2 separate regions of the Mus musculus genome follow, and region 2 is linked to region 1. A link is a loop called in an ENCODE intact Hi-C map of the cell type or tissue named here. Cell type or tissue: heart. All regions are shown on one strand. Each heading gives the region's core, and the rest is flanking DNA. Links, peaks and the distances in the headings are about the cores only. Region 1 holds the start of Rccd1 (RCC1 domain containing 1). Region 2 holds the start of Vps33b (vacuolar protein sorting 33B).

Region 1 (9,487 bases), core at 1,865-6,864:
GCAGAACCTGGTACCCAGGCCTGCACTTCCGTGCTGGAGCCGCCCTTGTTGCGTAGCAGCACCAGGAGTTCCTCCGAAGCCCACACGTCCCTGCAGCCGTCTGCTGCACCGCTCACAGAACCTGACAATTCCACCCGGCCTCCACCTGTGTGGGCAGAGTTGGGAGGGACGCATGCCATGGACCTGGGAAGCTCGAGGCTGCCCGAGTAAGGGTGTACGGGTGTTGGGTATTTCTGGACTGGCATGTTAGGAGGGTTGGGCAGGTATACATGATACAGGTCTGGAGTTGGGATTGTGAGGGCACTCACGGGTCACCAGGGCAGTGTAGCTCCAGCCTGCGCTCACTTGGCAAATATCATCACTGGCATGCAGTGGTTCAGGACTGTACACTGAATGGTGGCTGTTCCCAGAACCCAGCGCTTGCCCGAAGCCACAGAAACCAAAGCCGAACCAGGCTCCGTGCCGTTTCTCGGCCATGTCCAGGTTGAGCCCTCTGTGGGTGGACACTTGGCTGTGGTGTGGATTAAGGGATGCAAGATTAAGGTTGCAAACCAAGGAGACTCTTGCAAACAGGACACCTTAGGAACGCTGGCAAATCCTGCCTTCCAGGGGGCTGAAGTTGCACTACCTGTAAAATAGAGACAGTATGCCATCCTAATCACCGGGCAAACGGAGTCCATCCCACTACTGTCCACGGAGCAGAGCTTTGGCCAAAGGTCCTACCAGATTTTTGACTGCTGAACTGTCTGCAGCTGACCACTTCTACTTTTGGCTCAAATCCAGCGTACAGCTGTAAGAAATATTAAGTATGTGTCTTTTAAGTCAAACTTGTATTCAAGGCAAGAAAAAAAATTTTTTTTAAGATTTATTATTTGGGGTTGGGGGGTGGGGTGGGGCTGGAGAGACATCTCAGCGGTTAAGAGCACTGACTGTTCTTCCAGAGGTCCTGAGTTCAATTCCCAGCAACCACATGGTGGCTCACAATCAATATGCAATGGGATCCAATGCCCTCTTCTGGTGTCTGAAGACAGTTACAGTGTACTCAAACACATAAAACAAATAAATAGCTTTTTTTTTAAAATGGTTTTAAAAAAAGAAGTGGTTAAAAAAAAAAGGATTTATTATTTTGGACTGGAGAGACGACTCAGTGGTTAAGAACATTGGCTGCTCTTCCAGAGGACCCAGGTTCAATTCCCAGCACCCACAAAGCAGCTCACAGCTGTCTCTAAGTCCCGTTCCAGGGCATCCTACACCCATACACAGACACACATGCAGGCAAAAAAGCATGCACAGAAAATAAAATAATAAAATAAAAGATTTATTTTACAATATGTGTAGAGATGTTTTTCCTGCATGTCTGTCTGTGCACCATGTTTGTGTCTGGTGTTACTAAAGGGCAGAAGAGGGCATCAGACCCTCTGGTACTGGAGTGTGAGCCATCATGTGGGTGCTAGACCTGAACCCAGGTCTTCCGCAAGAACAGCAGTGCCCTTCACCACTAAGCTTCCCCACACCCTTTTAATGTGAGGCAGGGTCTCTCTACACAAGCCCTTGCTGTCCTGGAACTCACTATGTAGAACAGGCTGGCTTCAAACTCACAAAGATCGCCCCATCGCTGCCTTCTGATTGTGGAGATCAAAGGCATGTGCCAGTACTTCTCTAGCTGGCCTGGTGTCTAGATCTTTATCTCCCTGTCCCTTGTAAGACTATTTTGAAAATGTTGCACACACACACACCAGTAAACCCTGTGTTTTCTCAAAGTCCAATGACCAGTGACCCTTTTCTCTTTCCTCCTTAATTTCCATGGACTAAGTCTTACACGACTACCCAATTTGGGGCATGGTATTCCTTATTTTATTATTTTATTTTCTGTGCATGCTTTTTTGCCTGCATGTGTGTCTGTGTATGGGTTTAGGATGCCCTGGAACGGGACTTAGAGACAGCTGTGAGCTACTTTGTGGGTGCAGGTCTTTGTTGTACACTTATCCTGCTCCCATTGGTTGGGGTGTTCAGCTGTAGCAGAGGATGTGCACTGTTCAATATTCATATCTTTTTTTTTCTTTTTGTTTTTTTTTGTTGTTTTTTTTTCTTTTTGTTTTTTTTTTTTCTTTCTTCTCTTTCTTGTTCAATATTCATATCTTAACTTGTCTACCAGGATTAGTTACCCACACACATGTTTCTTTCTGCAAAATAGGATGTCAGTTCTCAGGGAGGTCTTGAGAATTTAAACTCTACTTGGCCCCTACTCAAAATGGAAGTCTTTTTTTGTTTGTTTGTTTCAAGACAGGGTTTCTCTATATAGCCCTAGCTGTCCTGGAACTCACTTTGTAGACCAGGCTGGCCTCAAACTCTAAAATCCTCTGCCGCCCAACTGCTGGGATTAAAGGCGTGCACCACCACTGCCCAGCCAAAATGAAAGTCTTATTCCAAATAGTTCCTTATATTGGCTCAGGTGACTCTCTTACCTTGGGGCCCATCCCAGGGGCAGCTTACACTATAAAAGCTTATACACAGGTGCAGAAAGTGCTGCAGGGTGGTTGTTTCGGGTCCAAGGGTAACTATACAAAGTCGTTCTACTGACTTCTATCGTGATTGGTTTCAAGGGCACAGAACATAACTATATAATCAATCTTAGCATTAGAAAGTTCCTTAGGAACAGCACAAACATGAGAAAGTTTCTTTATAATGGCAGGCTGTCCAGGTAACGGTTACCTAGGCCTTAACCTTCCATCTAGGCCTTAACAGTGGTCTCTTTCTTTGCAACCCAGAACTTATTTCTATTACCACAAGGGAACTGTGAGGCATGTACGTGGGAGATCAGATACAACACTAGGATCTGAGGCCCACAGCTCCAGTCTCTTAGCCTTGAGAACTTTAACCCCGAGTCTCCATTCAAATTGACTCCATTTTTCTCTAGACTCCCAATCACACAGCAAGTGTGGAGCTGAGCCGTGTCCTATGGATTTATAAGCCTCGTCCCAACAAGAAGAATAAACACCTGGGACCTAGGTGGGCGTGCCTGTGCACCTGGATCCTATTGCACAACTTCAGTTTTACAAGGCGAGTGGGGACAGCACTGCTTGTATCTACCTAGCAGAACTGTTTGCAATAAATACAAATCAAAATTTAAGTGTAAACAGTCCTAGCTTAGTTTACACAGTAGAATTTAACGACGAAAATGACCATTGGCTCTTACCGGGTTTCAGAGGCATTTGGACAATTTCCACTGGACCTTACTCGGTCGTTTATTCAAGAAGTCTTTGCTGCGCCTTTCCTTTGACTTAATGTGATGACTATGGGTCCCAGGGAGCTCAGGCTGAAATTGGGAGACAGTCGCGCGGTTCAAAATGCAACGCCACTTCACTCGAATGGATCAGAATTTTACAGACACTCTCGAGCCTCTTAAGTCAGATCTGAGACTACAGCTCCTGGATCCCCAACCAAAGGAATCTTTCATCTTCCCATTAGCCTGTACCCTCAACTCATCAGGAAAGCCCTTTAAGCAGGAAACCTTGAAAGTGAGCAGCGCATAGTAATGTATGGCTCGGGGAACAGATGGCCGGCGGAGTAAAGCACTTTTTAAGGGCCTCCGCGCCAAGCAACGCGGTCATTCGGTGCGCCAGCTTTTCGGAGCCAATCGCAGGCACGAGCGGTGACGTCACCACTGGGGCGCGCCTGACCGGCACACATGCGCCGGGTTACCTGCCACCAGGCAGTAGGCTGAAGTCTCCTGTGCGCGCCAACAGCAGTGGACGCGGTTGGAACCACTGAATGAATGGATACTCTTGACGATCCGAGGGAAACGGCGGGCGAAGACCAAGCCCTGACACCCTCCATTCCCTTTGAACAAGGAAGGAGGTCGTTCACTACTGAACAAGCGCAGGACTGAGGGCCAAACAGGAAGCTGTAGTACTAGTGCCTTCACTGATTGGCCCAGGCTCTGTCACTTACTTGTACTGAGCCAATGAGTGCCAAGCCTGGACTCCAGCCTCTAAGAAACCGGTGTTCCTAGCCATATAGGGAATCTATTTGAGTCCTGTTTCTCCTTCAACCTGGCAGAGTTACAGAAAAATGTATTTTCCCCGAGGGAAGCGCACACTGACCCCAAATTCCAAACACAGACTGGGTAGAGATCACAGAAAACTCACAATATCATGACAAATGTATCCAAGGACCAGCATAAAAAAACGACACTGAAAAAAAAAAAAAAAAAAAAAGCTGGGCAGTGGTGGCGCACGCCTTTAATCCCAGCATTCGGGAGGCACAGGCAGGCGGATTTCTGAGTTCGAGGCCAGCCTGGTCTACAAAGTGAGCTCCAGGACAGCCAGGGCTATACAGAGAAACCCTGTCTCGAAAAAAAACCAAAAAAAAAAAAAAAAAGAAAGAAAGAAAAAGAAAAAACCAACCAAACAAACAAACAAAAAAAAAAAAAAAAAAAAAGACACTGAAATTTGATCAGCTTCCTAAGCTTTAGGCTAACTCACCAGGATTTAGAAAGAAACCAGCGTGGGTGTTGGCACTTGTAATTCCTACAACTCTTAACGGTTGAGAAAGGATTATCAGTTTGAAGCCAGCCTGTCCTACCCATATTAAGGCCTTGTCTACAAAGGTTCTCCATGGGCCCACTGGCTTCCTTCTGTTACAGCAACAGCGCTCTACAGCACACTTTGCTGATGTCCAGCTGTTGCTCCTGAGTGTCCCACCCTCAGCAGCCCCGCCTACAACAACAAACAGATGCTTTAGTTCCACAGAATTTATTAGCGGGGTGAGCCTGCTGGCAGGCTCTGATGATGCTCCCAGCATGTGAGGATGCTGTTGTGTCCTTCCTTCTTGATGCCCATAATCCTCAGGCTTGAATGGGATGTACGTCCCCCAGCCTCAGCTCTCTACAGTACAGACAGGGCCCTCCTGAGTGCTGGCAGGGCAGGGCTGTATGCTGTGTGTCCTGAGAACACCAAAGTGCAACTGTGGCAGCTGTGGAGGCGAGGCAAGTATCGAGCATCCCAGTGCTGACTCAGAGCTGTGAAGGGTGACAGATGCGTGAGCTGTGGGCCCCGGGCCGATCGTCACTCTCCGTCCTGGTTGGGTTGGATGAGTCTATATTCCACTGCTTTCTCCAGGCAGGCTGCGGCAGCCCTGGTGACTGGGCTCTCCTCGCCCTTGGCCAACACTGACAGGATCTCCAGGACCTCACTCTCCATCAGGGTGCCGGCGATCTCCTTCGAAGACTGCATCATGTTCAGCACCACCACGGTGCCCCGGTGCTGCAGCTCCTGGTTGGGGCTGAGGAGCAGGGCCTGCAAGATCTCCAGCCAGTGTGTGGTCTGTAGGAAACGGGCGGATGTGAAGACTGGCAGAAACCACATCTACGCTCTAGGAACTCCCCGACACAACAGCCATACCACCATGTAGGGAACTGCTAGCTCCTTCAGCCTCCCCCGCCCAGACCAGGTACTCACCACTTGAGGGATACGACTGCAGAGTGCGGGCCGCATGGAGGTGAGCATGGCCAGGCCCCCAGCAGCCGCCCTCCGCAGCAGCTCATCATCCTCGCCGCTGTACAGCACCAGCAGCTTCAGCCGGTCATTGCCCTGGGCCTCGAAGAGATCTTGCACCTGGGACAGATGGAGGCAAGGACCATGCTACCGGGGTTCAAAGCCTAGCCGAAGGGCAGGGCTGCTGGTACCTGTCATGGCAACCACCGGACCAACCCCGGCACCTGTCAGTCATGGCGACCGGCCAGACCAACGCTCACCTCTTTGCTCATGGCTAAGTTACACATGCACTCGGTAGCTGCGCGGCGGATCATCTCATGCTCCTCAAACATGTAGCCCTCAATCATGGGCACAGCCTTCTCCTTCAGGATCTTCTGCCTGCGGGGTGAAGGTGGAAGGACACGTATGACCAGAGTCTCCATATCCATAGGTGCCGCCCTATCCCGGGTGGCTGAGCCCTGAGCTCAGGTGCTCCCCTAGCAATGCCCAAAGACTCTGCTGTGCTGGTTAGGAACTGCAGTGCTTTCTAGCCTTCTGGCCTGGCAGGAAACAGCATGGGGTTGGGTTGTTTGTTTGTTTGTTTTTTAAGAGATTTATTTATTCATTATATGTAAGTACACTGTAGCTGTCTTCAGACACCCAGAAGAGGGCATCAGATCTGGTTACAGATGGTTGTGAGCCACCATGTGGTTGCTGGGATTTGAACTCAGGACCTTCGGAAGAGCAGTCGGTGCTCTCAACCGCTGAGCCATCTCTCCAGCCCCAGCATGGGGTTGTTAAGCATCCCGGAAGTTAGCAAAGCAGGGTGGTTATGAAGACGGCTCTGTAAACATCAACCGTTTGCGCACTGAACCTGTCCGAGCCGCTTGAACTATTTCACCTGGTACTCATCATAACCCCATGCTTGAATTACCTTCCTTAATGTAGAGTGCAGAGGTGGCTACCGTCACTATTTAGCCAAAGCAGAAACTGGGCCGCGTGGTGAGTGATGTATTCAAGGTCACAATTAGTACTAACAGCTAATAAATGTTCACTGTGACTACTGCCAGGGCCAGATACTATGAACTAATGGCTTTCAGGAGAGGTCAGGGAGGTGGCTTTTGAAACAGATTATAACCTAGCCTGGCCTAGAACTCACAGCCAAGAACTCTTCCTCCCTTGGCATGAGCCACAACACCCACTTGTGCCTGATAAAGAGTTTTACAAGCATTTTCTCAGCCAGCTCTCCACGCTCCTACTTCACGGGTTAAATAACTAACTCACAGAGAAGAAACTGAGGCAGAAGGACTTAAAAGCTTTCTTAGGATTATACCATGAGCCACTGAGTGTCAGCAGCCTGGGGAGAGAAGGAAATAGAGGGTAAAGTCGGGGCCCCAGAGCTTCACCCTGCCTCCCCTGGCATGACTCTTCATCTGTAGGCTGCAGAGGAGTCATTGTGAGGCACAAAGAGTGACCAGGAACTGGCTTCCAAACTACAGAGTGAGTGAGTGAGGCTCCCCCAAATCCCCATACCAGGCTCCCAGCGGGTCCTTACCTGAGCCTCTCACTGATCCCTGCCAGGTTTGTTAGGGCCATGAGGGCCTCAAAGTTCTGCAGTCCTGAGCAGCTGAGGTGCAGCAGAGAGACAAGGGGCCGGACTACTTCGTAGATCTGTGATAGAACTGCACCTATCAGTGTTCACCCAATCCCAAGACCCCAGCAGGGAGCCCACCCAAGACAGTGGCTCTATGGCTGTCTCTTCCTACCCCAGGACTCAGCAAAACTGCCACTTCCTGATGGTCATGAGAAGGGGCCCAGGCCAGGGCTCCTCAGGGCATAATGAGGAAACGGGGGGGGGGGGGTCCACAGTCAGAGCAAGGAGACACATACCCGCTCGCCAGGAAAGGTCATCTCTGGGTTGGAGGTAATGGTCAGCTTGGCAAGAGCCTGGGCGGCCTTGGTCTGCCCAACATCAGTGCCTTCCAGAGCCAGGGGGAGCAGAGCCTGTCAAACGACCCCAGCCCTGTCAGCACCCAGGCTGGCCCCGGGAGCACAAGGTCCAAGCCATCGATCCTTACTGCACTCTCCCCCAGCCCCCCAACTCTCTCCTTGGGTCTGAGAATACTCCCTGCTCAGACTCCACTCCCTTCACTTTGAGGTCTCTCACTGAAACTACCCACACTTTCCTCAACCACCCATTAGGTGCTAACCATGGGTTGTGCAGAGCCCTGGGGCCCCAGAGGGAAAAGGAGGCAAGCTCAGGCTCTTTATGGGTCCAAAGGACTCCAAGGAGCCTGTCCACAGAAGTATCACACTCCACTGGCAAAAGTTCCTGCTGGCCACTCTTAGTGTCCCCCAGGGCCAGCAGCCACTGAGTCATGTCTTACAGGTGGATGGCTCAGGAAGGAGTCAGAAACCAGCTTACCTTGCCCCCTCCCTGGGCAACCACAGTACCTCGATCCTCCACCTCTTCCACCAAAGCCAGGAAGACCCTGCCGGGAGAAGGTGTGGGTGGGTGGGTGGGACCCAGTGGCAGGCAGGCATTTCAATCTTAAGCTAAGCAAAGTAAGGCAGCCAAGTGCTCTAAGACCCACACAGTCCAGTACCCATCCCTACAGGCATGCGGTAGCCTGAAGCAGGAGTCCGCAGAGGCAGGCTGGCTCACCTGGAGAGTAGCTCCCTACAGGAGTTCGTCAGCACGGGGCTCTCCGTCTTCACCATACACGTCATGGCTGACACCACACCCGCCGCCAGCAGCTTCTTCACACGAGCCCGCACGAAGCTTGGTTTGTCCTGCGAGAGAAGGCAATCGGGGAGTGGGGGGGGGGAACCCTAGCTGGGTGGGTGGGAAAATGTGAGCTCTTCTCACAGAAGACATTGCTTAAAGGAAAGCTTTCTGTTGAGGATCAATCGGCCAGCTCAACTGCTGCCAATAACATGGAGCCCCCCCTGTCCCGTCCCGCCCTCACCCCGCCCTCCCGAGTGTACCCATACCTTGGGGTGCTGTTCTGGAACGTGCTGCTTGGCATACTTGGCCAGCTCCACCATCTTGGGGTCAGGCTCCTCATAGTCGTAGCTGTTGGTGCAATTGACCAATGCCGAGCCTACGGCAAAGAGCACTGACCTTTCTTCAGACTGCCAGGAGAGAGGGGCACTCAGCAGGGAAGTCCCAGCGGGGCAGCCCAGCTCAGAGCAGCGGAGCCAGGCTGCCATCCCATCCTCCACAGCCCCATCTGTGAGGAACCCAGGAAAAGACTGGGAACCTGCTCCAACCCCACACTCAGAGCTCACAATCCTGCCTCCTTAACTCCTCCAGGGCAACTGTGCTTCCAGACCCTACAGGCACCACAGAGACACCCTGCAGCTGGCTCTGCTTCCCCAGGGTCACAGGGACATGGGTGAGACCTGCTAAAGCCTGGTAAGCGCTCATCCTAGATCCCGCCGCCCCTAGGCTGAAAGCAGGAACTGGCAGAGCTACCCTGCTTAGCTGGAACAGGGCCTTCAGAGCAGCCTCGTCCTCCACAAACTCTTCCTTCACGTCCGCATCAAAGGTGAGGTAAGCCAGGCCCTCCACTGCCCAGCGCCGAGTACCTGCATCAATCTGGTCATTGCATAGCCACCTAGGGACAAGGATGATCATGAATGGCAATAAGAGGTGTGAAGCAGGAGCCAACCACGGTACAGGTACAGGCCTGTGATCTTGGCACTCGGATGGCAGAGACAAGAGAGTCACAAGTTCTAGGCTGGTTTGTGTTTAGTGAGATCCTATCTCAAACAAACAAACAAAAAACACAACAGCAAATAATAGTGGGAGAAAGAAGGAGTAGCTTGGACAAAGAGGAGAGCCAGGGGCTTGGGTCTCCCCTTGACACAGTCACTTATGAGCAAGGTTCTAGGAGGGTTTGTCTAACAGAAGGCAGCTCCTGCCGGGGACAGACAGGAAACAAAGGAGCTTTACCTTCCATCCATGCCCCTTTAAATACCGCGCGTGTGTGTGTGTGTGTGTGTGTGTG
Region 2 (9,487 bases), core at 2,122-7,121, 55 kb before region 1:
AGACCTGTCCAACAAAAGCCTTCTGTGCATGCGCTCCTCTCGGTGATACATTACTTTTTAAAGTTAGATTTTGTATGTGTGCAGGGATGCACATTGCTGATGTCATAAGACATCTTGTAGCAGTTGATTTTCTCTTTCCACCATGTGTGCCTTGGAAATAGAACTCAGGTTGGCAGAAAGAACCTGTACCTGCTGAGCCATGCCACTAACTTCCATTGCAACCAAAACTTGGACTGAGTTGTGGGGTTCTGACAACGATTTGGGAGTGGGAACAAATCACTAACCATTAACTTCAAACTTTAATGGTTAAAGGCTTAGAGTTCCTAACACAGTCTCGCAAACTACATGCTAAAGTTAAACTATATTTGCTATCCCAGTTGATGTCAGGTTTTTCCTAAAGATGCTGTGAGTATATGGGAACCCAGCCCCTGTACACAGGAACGGACCTAAGATGTCTGCTGGTCAGAGGCAGTTCTGGGGCTCGAACCCAGACCTTTACTACAATTCCAGCAATATGGTATGATGTTCTGGTGGAAAATGAAACAGATCAGCAGCAAGAATCCATTAACAGTTTTTAACCTGACTTACTTGAACACCTTGGTGGCTAAAATTGGTTCTCTGAAGTTATGTTGGCACTTAAAGTATGGCCATCTTAACTTTCACATTACCATGTTTCCTAAGCCTAGCTTTCTGAAATGCTGATAACAGTAATTATAGTATTGATTGGCATCTTTTGTTTTTTAAATAGCGGCCTTACTAGCCCAGGTTGGCTTGAAACAGCAGTCCTTTTTCCTCAGCCTTGGAAGTGCTGAGATTGCAGGCTTCCACTGTTATTTCCCTAGAGGCATCCCTAGCCACCCAGACTAAGGCTGGGTCATCACAGTCTATGACCCTACCCTTATTTTCTGCAGTTGATGAGATTAATACTACTAGCATCCTTCACTTTCCTTCATTTTGAAAAAAGACCCCATGAAGGGAAGAGACCTGTACATTTCCCACTGTTCCTAAGTACTGCCAGATCTCCATTTAGACTGAAGAACTTCCTAACAATGAAGGTACTGTGGCAGCACTACCTTATAGGTTTGCCATCTTACCCACCCAGACCTCAGCCAAGGCACATAAGCTTCTAGCCTGGCCTTTCCTGCTGTGTCCCTTGTCTTAGAAATGGCTAGGCTGGGAGACTAATGTAGGCTCTAGTACAATTCACGTTTTGTGGGGGTTTCCTAGTTTTTGTTTTAAAGATTCATTTATGTGTTCTGGGTATTTTGCCTTCATGAACATAGATGTGCACCTCATGCATGCCTGGTACCATGGATCCCTGGAAGTGAAGTTACAGATGGTTGTGAGCTGTTAGGTGGGTGCTGGGAATTGGACCTCAGTCCTCTTCAAGAGCAGTTAATGCACTTAACCACTGAGCCATCTCTCCAGCCCTTTGCCCCGCTGCAGTCTCCGCTGGCTGTGGTTACAGGATTTCATGGGTTCTTGTTTTGAGGCCTTCTAGTTTCACGTGAACATCGATCACACTGAATGAGGTGGTACTGCACTTGGGAGCGCAGGAGGAAGACAGGTAATGCGGTCTCACTTTAGCTGGAAATAAAGCAGCCACAGAAGACTGGGTACGTCAGCCACTTGGGTTGGTGGACCACAGCACAGAGCACATGGCTGGACCACCTCTATTCCTCAGTGCAGCGGTCACCAAGCAGGTTAAGATGGTGTGAGGTCAGGCCAAGGTCAACATAAAGTATGAAGCACTATGGGCTTAGGCCTTTAAAACAAACAAACTTATTTATTGTAATGGTGCTAGAGAGTGAATCACCCAGCCTGGTTTTTAAGTGACTTATCCCGTTGGTTTGTTTTCTAAACAGGATTTTGTTGGTATGTTCCTTTTAACCCTTTGTGAAGAGTAGGGTAACAAATTCAAGAAAGTAAGAAGAAAGAATCAAGTGTTATTTTTACCATTCTGCAGAAAGGATGCCAACATAGGGTAAAGGCAAAAATAGCTAACATGCTGCTTTGGTGCCAGATGATATTTTTAAACTGATGATGAGAAAGTCCTGCCCTCTATCCCCATAGGCTGTTTGGGATTCACAGTCGAGCATAACCTCATCCTATTGTGTTAAGAGGCAAGACCTTTTAATATAAGTAGTTTGAGGCTTGAGGCTGTTCTCCGTTTTGTAGCTAATTTTTAAATTATAATTAATTTTTTTGAGATAGGGTCACTATATAGCACCAGCTGTACAGCAACTATGTAGACCAGGCTGGTCCTGAAGTCACAGAGATCCTGCCTCTTGTCTACCCAGTGCTGGGTCTGGCTGTCGCCATTCTTGGTTATTCTGGATTCTTTTCACCCTTCTCCACCCCTTTCCTACCCTTTCCACCCCTGAACACTAGATAAGAGAAAAAAAGGATAGGAGAAGAAAGAGACCCCTGAATAAAATCAGGGTTCAGAAAGGGGCAACATTATCATTAGACTACTTCCTGCTGATTAGGGGTGATGAGTTCCTTGGAGCAAGTTTGATCTTCTCAGCCAGGATATCTAATTTCTTCACCCATGACTAAACAAATTGCAACCAACAACCCATCATGCCTCTTGGGGCCCTAGCATTTATACCCTCTGAAAAGACACCAGAATTCCAAATGTCACACACAAACTATCTGCAGCTGGCAAAGTCATGCCCTTGCCAGAGCACAAGGCAAATCATGGTTGATGCGAACCATCTGAAGCAGCCTCATATCCCACACCTGGGATTAGAACGAAAACGTGTTCTTATATTTCCATTAAAAAAAAAAAACCAAAATTCCAAAATTTTTACTATACCTGGCCTCAATATATTTCCTATACCTTAAGTCTCACCTCTCACATCTTTTCCTCTTTGCTAGTTATTTTTAGAAGCTGGGTCATTTGTCCCAGGTGAGTTTCTGCTTTGAGGGAGTGGGAGTTGGGGAGGCAGGGAAGGGGTTGGCCAGAGGTTGGGGTGGAGTCCTTGCTAGCTCTCCAGCTAACCTTTTGAGTCAGGGTTTTCTGATGAACCCAGAGCCAGGTGATTAGGTTAGTCTAGCTAGACAGCTTGCCTGAGGGATCCCCAGCCTCTGACTTTGGAGTGCTGAAGTTACTGAGCTGATGTCACACCCCCTTAGCATGTTTGTGGGTGCTGGGGATCCAAACTCTAGTCTCCACCCTTTCATTCACTGAGCTGTACCCCAGCTTCCCTCAACTTTCTGTGGAGACCAGAGTAGCCGAGAACTCCTGATCCCTCTCTCTGCTTCGAAGGGTTGGGTTTACAGACACCCACCAAGATGACAGACTGCCTTTGTTTTCTTTCTTTTTTAAACAACAAAGTATTATACCTCACCCTTTCTCCCATTATTTCATTTATTGATTTCCCCAGTCAGCTCCTATCTGCAATAGACAGCATGGCCTACATATTGTGACCTTGTTTCATAAACAAATTCTATGTAAACAACACTATATAGATGTGTTTCTGTGTTTTTGCTTGTTTTTGATTTTTGTTTTGGTTTTTCTAGACAGGGTTTCTCTGTGTGGTCCTGGTAGTCCAGGAGCGCACTCTGTAGGACAGGCTGGCCTCAAACTTAGAGATTCACCTTCCTCTGCCTCCCAATGGCTGGGATTAAAGGCGTGCACCACTACCAGCTGACTACTTCTGTATTTTGCCTCTTTAATTTGTACAGTTGTTTTGTAGCATGATTGTGCCACAAGCTTATTCATTTCTTCCATAATGGCCATTAACAAATCGAACTCCAATAGCCAAGGGTTACAGCTGGCAAGCCTTAACTTTCATAGTCTAACACATTCATTCCTCTTTACACTGCTCGCTTACCTTCTATTACCAGGAAGCTAAGGACTGAATAGTTGGAGACTAAATTAACAGCTGAGACTCCAGCAATCAGCGCTCTGTAGACTAGGTTTCTCTCTCTCTCTCTCTCTCTCTCTCTCACACACACACACACACACACACACACTGTGCTCTGCAGACTAGGTTTCAAACACACACACCGCTCACATTCACACAAAGTAAACCTGTGAAAAGATTCACTCCCGTTTTCAAATGTCCCTTCCCGGCCGCCGTCCCCTTCTAGTGCTCTAATCGCTAACTGGGAGACCCGGACTTCCGGGATGTCTAGGAAGTGGCTTTTCTCTGGGTAGGAGGCGGGGTTCCCCGGCACGCTGCCGAGTGTGCGGATGTCGTTGGGAATCCTGCTGACAGGCTGAGTGGACTCGGGCGGGACCAGTGACTATAGGTCTCCAAGGAGAGTCGCCTGAGCCTGTGGCCGTCCGTCCGGGAGGTGGTCGGTCATTCATCCGTCGAGTACGGCAGAGGAGCGAGGGCCCCTTGGGGGTCCTGGGATCCAGAGCCCAGGCAAGCGGGGTACCAGCCTGCAGTAACACCTTGGGCTGTCGCCGGCCTTTGCAGAACAGGGAGAATTCTGCTGCTCTCACACGGTGGCTCAGGTGACCGCTGCCATGGCTTTTCCCCATCGGCTGGACGCCCCTGAGCTTCCCGACTTCTCTATGCTCAAGAGGCTGGCTCGGGACCAGCTCATCTATCTGCTAGAACAGGTCAGTGCCTGCCGTGGCCGGCGCCTTTACTGCGTCAACAGTGTGGCCCTCAATGTGACTTCTTCCTTGCTGAGTCCCTTGGTTTTTTTTCTTTGAGCTTCTGAGACAGATCCAAAATGGGGCGGTCAACAGGAAAAACCAGAGTAGTAACAGTTGCTTGAGACCTGGCCAGAGAATAAATGGAAATTGCCAGCCTCTGTGCAAATGAAAAAGACACACTTGTGCCAGGCATCACTGGAGATGGAAATACAGTTGAAATACCTCTGTCACTAGTTACATTCCAGGAGATGCCCTATGAAATAATGACCCCTAAAGGGTGCTGGATGGTAAGTGAATTCTAGACTTCCGGAAAAGTTTAGAATAAACAACAGCTGGGGCGATCTAAGAGTTTCCTGAGATCTAGAGTTTGAAGAATAGACATGCTTTCTCTGGAGCAGGAACATCGTGCACATTCAGGCAGTTGGGCTGCTAGATGGGAAGCCTAGCAGGGAAGGACCGGTGCATGAGCAGAGGAAAGAGCTAACAGAAGTTACACTGTAGGTTGGAAATAAAGTTCAGTGGTTAGACAATTGCCCAGGCAGGGTTCTCGGTTTCATCCATTGTTCCCCATGGGAAAGAAAGGGTGGTCGTACACACCTTTAATCCCAGTGCATTCATTCCTTCACAGGCAGAGGCAGGCAGATCTCTGAGTTTGAGGCCAGCCTGATCTACAGAGTGAGTTCCAGGACAGCCAGGGCTACATAGAAAAACCCTGTCTTGAAAAACAAACAAACAACAAAAATCAAACCCAAACAAACAAATTACACAGCAGGCTGAAGACCCACACCCATTTGTAGTGTGAAGCAATGTTTGCCATAGTGGTTTGTAACGAAGAGCAATTGGACAGCAGGCTAGTTCAGAGAATACTGATTAAAGTAGTAAAAGCTTACAAAAAACTGATGGCAGTAGAAAGGAGAGAAATGATGGGGTTTGGTTGTTGGTTTTGTTTCTTTAGGTCGTACTATGTAGCCCAGGGTATCCTCTGGCAAAACCTCTGATTCAGCCTTCCCAAGTGCTAGCATTACAGGAATTTGCCAGCACACCTGACTTGTGATAGATTTATAAATTACAGTGAAAGAACATTCAGAGATATTGATTAGTTGTAAATATTGAGGAAGTACCAAAGTTGACTTAGTCTGTGTTATTAGGACAGTAGTGTTGCTACTGTCATTGTAATGGTTTGCTTATTGTTATGGTTTGCTTATTGTTCATGGAAGCCTCTCAGGTATAGGAATAGTGTGTGTTCTGCCCAGCATCAAGTACTGAGCTGAGAATCAGCCACATAGCAGGTGCTTAATGAAAAATTGTTGTGCCAACATTGAACGAAACTGAAAAGCACACACGTGTAAGTCAAATGCATGTAGACACAAAATGCGCGTGGGCACACACACACACAGAGGAAGAGGCTAAGTGAAGAAAGTTGATTAATTTGGAGTTGAAGTCAAGTTAAAGTGCTAATAGTTAGGGGCTATGGGTGTTCCTCACTGTATAGTTCCATTTCTCTCCTTTGGAACCCTAGGTTCTAGCCGAGAGAGAGAGAGAGAGAGAGAGAGAGAGAGAGAGAGAGAGAGAGAGAGAGAGAGAGAACCTTAGGGGACACAGGACCGTATGGTATTTCTCCTTTGTATGTCCCATAATGCTAGCGTAGAGATTTGCACATGAAAGTGTTTCAAAAAGTATGTGGAGAATGGCAAGATAAGTGCTGGAGAGTAGTAGAGACTAAGATAGAACCTTATTAGTGGAGAGTATTGCGGCAGAAGAGACACCACAAGGTCAAGGTCATAAGGACTCTGGGCACTATTACCTTCCCCATACTAATTTCTGTTTTGTTTTTTTTTTTCTTTTTGTCTGTGCATGTGGCATGTAGGCATGCGTGTTCACATGTGTACATGTTCACATGTGTACATGCATGTAGGCATGCTTGTTCACATGTATATGGGTATGTGTATACACATGTGCCCATGTGTTGGGAGGTCCAAGGTTGGCAATGGTAGTCTTTCTGCATCATTGTCTACCTTATTTGCTGGGGCAAGTTTTCTCAGTGGAACCTAGAACTTGCTGATCCAGACTAGTCTAGCCTGGCAGCTTGCTGGAGGGATCCTTCCTCTGACTGGAGAGTGCTGGAAGTACAAGTGGCCCAACATGTCCACCCGCTGTTTCCATGGGTGCTGGAATCTGAAGTCCAATCTTTACACTTTCACAGCAAATACTTCATCACTGAGCCACTTAGCCCTGGTTTATCTTTTAATGAACACTGCTATTCAAGCTTGATAGATCAAAGTCATAATGGACTGTCATTTCCCTTATACTTAACTTATGCTGCGTCCTGTGGGTACTTCATCATACATGGCTTTAAAAATAACACTCATACACTCTAGAAAGTATAGGGGAAACAATATTAAGACAAAACATAGCCAAATACTGGGATTAAATGTGGTGGCACACACATTTAATTCCAGTATTTGGGAGGCAGAAGCAGATGGATTTCTGATTTCGAGGCCAGCCTGGTCTACAGATCAAGTTCCAGGACAGTCAGGACTACTCAGAGAAACATTGCCACCAAAAAAACCAAAACCAAAACAAACAAACAAACAAACAAACAAACCACCAAACCCTTTCTGTGATGCCAGCATCTCCAGTGTCAACACTGCTGATGCCCTTCCAGTATGAAAACCATTTCTTGTGACGCAGTGAGATGACTTGGTAAGTAAGGGTGCTTGCTGTACGTGCAAGCCTGTTCACTTGAGTTCAGTTCCTGGAACTCACACGAAGGTGGAAGGAGACAATCTACTCCACAGTGTTTAACTTCTGCACAGCATACCAGGGCACACATGTTCACATACACGCATCATGCACACACATAACCACATTTCATGTTTGTCTTCCTCTGTTTTGTTCCCAGTGTCCACGCTTTCTTGCTTGGTCTGCACTATTACCTTTTCAAATGAGCCCCTACCTTCCGTTTCTCATCTCTTCACTTATCTTACCAATAGCTGTCCATTCCATCTAAACTTCCTGGCTGATTTGTGCTGTAGTATACAAAAGCTTCCTGTTCCCCTTCTTCCTTAAAGGATCAAGTCCAAAAACCCTACCTATTGGTCAGTTCCAGTCAACTGTTTCAAACCTATTTCCCACCATTTCTTTTGCACCAATATTATTAATTCTTGGCACTGCAGACATGCTGTGTGCAGTAATATCATATTGTAGGGCCTGTCCTGTACAGTGTGGATGGCTTAGCAGCATTCAAACCTCTATGCATTAGTTGCCAATATCTCCCTACACTCTGTTCCAGATAACCCAAAATGTGTCCTGCATTGCCAGATGTCCCCAGCTGAGGACTGCTGCCGTGTACCAGATGTGTCAATCCAACTGAATTGCTTGCTCAGCCCTCCCCCTCTACACTTAACCTTGCTGGACTGTCCCGCAAACATCACTAACAACTCTCAACTCTGTCAAGGCCTAGTTGAAAGGAAGCTTCCAATGACTTAGCCCTTCCTAGCAGTAACTGTGACCTCCTTCTCTTGTGCATATGAGAGAGCAGCATCCAGAGTGTGGGTGCTGGAATCCCATGGTGCTGTCAGGAGGTAGCTGCAGGGGAGGGCAGAGGGTGGGTACTAGCTGGGCTTTGCTTTTTCTTTTTGCAGGGATGGTGATTGAAATCAGGGCCTCCTGCTTGCAACACACAAGCTGTATCACTGAGTCACACACATCCAGCCCTGCCATGATTTTCAAAGTTCTGCATTAAGTGTGTCATGTTTGTAACTAAAAGGAAAATGCCATTGGAAAAGATATTTCGCAGTTAGTTAAAGGGGTTGTAGAATGCAAGGTGGGCTTTTGTTGAGTTTGTCTTTATTAGGAAATGAAGAACTGTTATGAGGCAGAGTATTAGAGGCAGTGACCAAACACAATTGACTGACAAGGAGCCAAGCTGAGAAAGTCAAATATTTTTCACATACAAAATGTCAGTAATGAATCAGACAGTAAATAAGATACTTAGCTAGATGTCTAATGCTGTTTTAACTCAAAACCAAGTTTTTGTTAAATGAGTGACTGCATAAATTCCCAGCTTGTGGGACCTTTGAGTGAGCTACCATACTTTCTCTCTTTCAGCTTCCTGGAAAAAAGGATTTGTTCATTGAGGCAGATCTCATGAGCCCTTTGGATCGAATTGCTAACGTCTCTATCCTGAAGGTACCAGCCCTTTTCTCAGGGTAACTCCTGCCCCCTTTCCTCTTTGAACAGTTTTTCTTTTGACAAGCATAACTAATTCCTGAATATTGACCCCCTTGACAGGGTGAAGACAGTCAGCTCACCTGGGCGGGCACATGGGGGATGGTGTTTGTCTTGTGTTTTACTTTTGGTTTTTCTGTTGACAGTAAGGCAGAAATTTTAGTGGGATGAGAACAGACTGTCTTATAGGATTAACCCTTTAAGTGTCCCTGCCTTTGTGTCACACCTGGGCTTTTCCAACTCGTGTCCATTGTCATGTTTGATTCTCTCTGTAGCAACATGAAGTGGACAAGCTGTACAAGGTGGAGAACAAACCTGCCCTCAGCGCCAATGAACAGTAAGTGTGAGAGAGTCTGTGGCTTCCAGGCTGGAGGAGGGCCAAGACGTTTGTTTGTTTGCTTTGCTTTGTCCTTGCCTGAAATGTGCAGCCACAGTGCCTGAGATGCAGCCCGGTTCCCTGAGTGCTCACAGTGTCATGCACTGGTTGTTAAATAATATGGCACTCAGATTGTTAGTCTGCCTTTCTGCACTTTCTTCCACTCTGCCTTCTTCCCTCTCTACTCCATGTTGTTATCTACAACTCAAATTATTCCTTGTCCAAAAATTGTTACTTTACTACCAACCACCTCCAGGGGCAGT

The links. Hi-C counts contacts between places; a loop is a spot of excess contacts. Peaks named below come from ENCODE experiments on the same cell type or tissue, not always from the same donor. Only the 100,000 strongest peaks of a DNase experiment are listed, where the experiment ranks them.
Region 2: it touches region 1 in a loop (4-fold over the local background); 1 of 42 quality-filtered maps calls a loop at or near these places.

Annotation. Positions count from the first base shown.
Region 1 is chr7:80,320,554-80,330,040 of GRCm38, forward strand. Rccd1 (RCC1 domain containing 1) reads right to left here and starts at 3,901. Exons shown (of 9, transcript NM_173445.4): 1 at 3,197-3,901; 2 at 724-790; 3 at 309-628; 4 at 1-145. The coding sequence starts at 477. It overlaps Unc45a (unc-45 myosin chaperone A), which reads right to left. Exons shown (of 20, transcript NM_133952.2): 12 at 8,953-9,094; 13 at 8,469-8,609; 14 at 8,140-8,267; 15 at 7,900-7,966; 16 at 7,365-7,478; 17 at 7,030-7,145; 18 at 5,756-5,873; 19 at 5,460-5,615; 20 at 4,739-5,324. The coding sequence ends at 5,067. In heart, for the core only: no CTCF peak of the experiment used is centred there; DNase peaks (open chromatin) are centred at 3,658, 3,928, 4,918, 5,728 and 1 weaker place; H3K4me3 peaks cover 1,801 bases; H3K27ac peaks cover 1,907 bases.
Region 2 is chr7:80,265,501-80,274,987 of GRCm38, forward strand. It overlaps Vps33b (vacuolar protein sorting 33B), which reads left to right and starts at 4,155. Exons shown (of 23, transcript NM_178070.4): 1 at 4,155-4,579; 2 at 8,729-8,809; 3 at 9,124-9,185. The coding sequence starts at 4,484. In heart, for the core only: no CTCF peak of the experiment used is centred there; a DNase peak (open chromatin) is centred at 4,141; H3K4me3 peaks cover 2,011 bases; H3K27ac peaks cover 1,768 bases.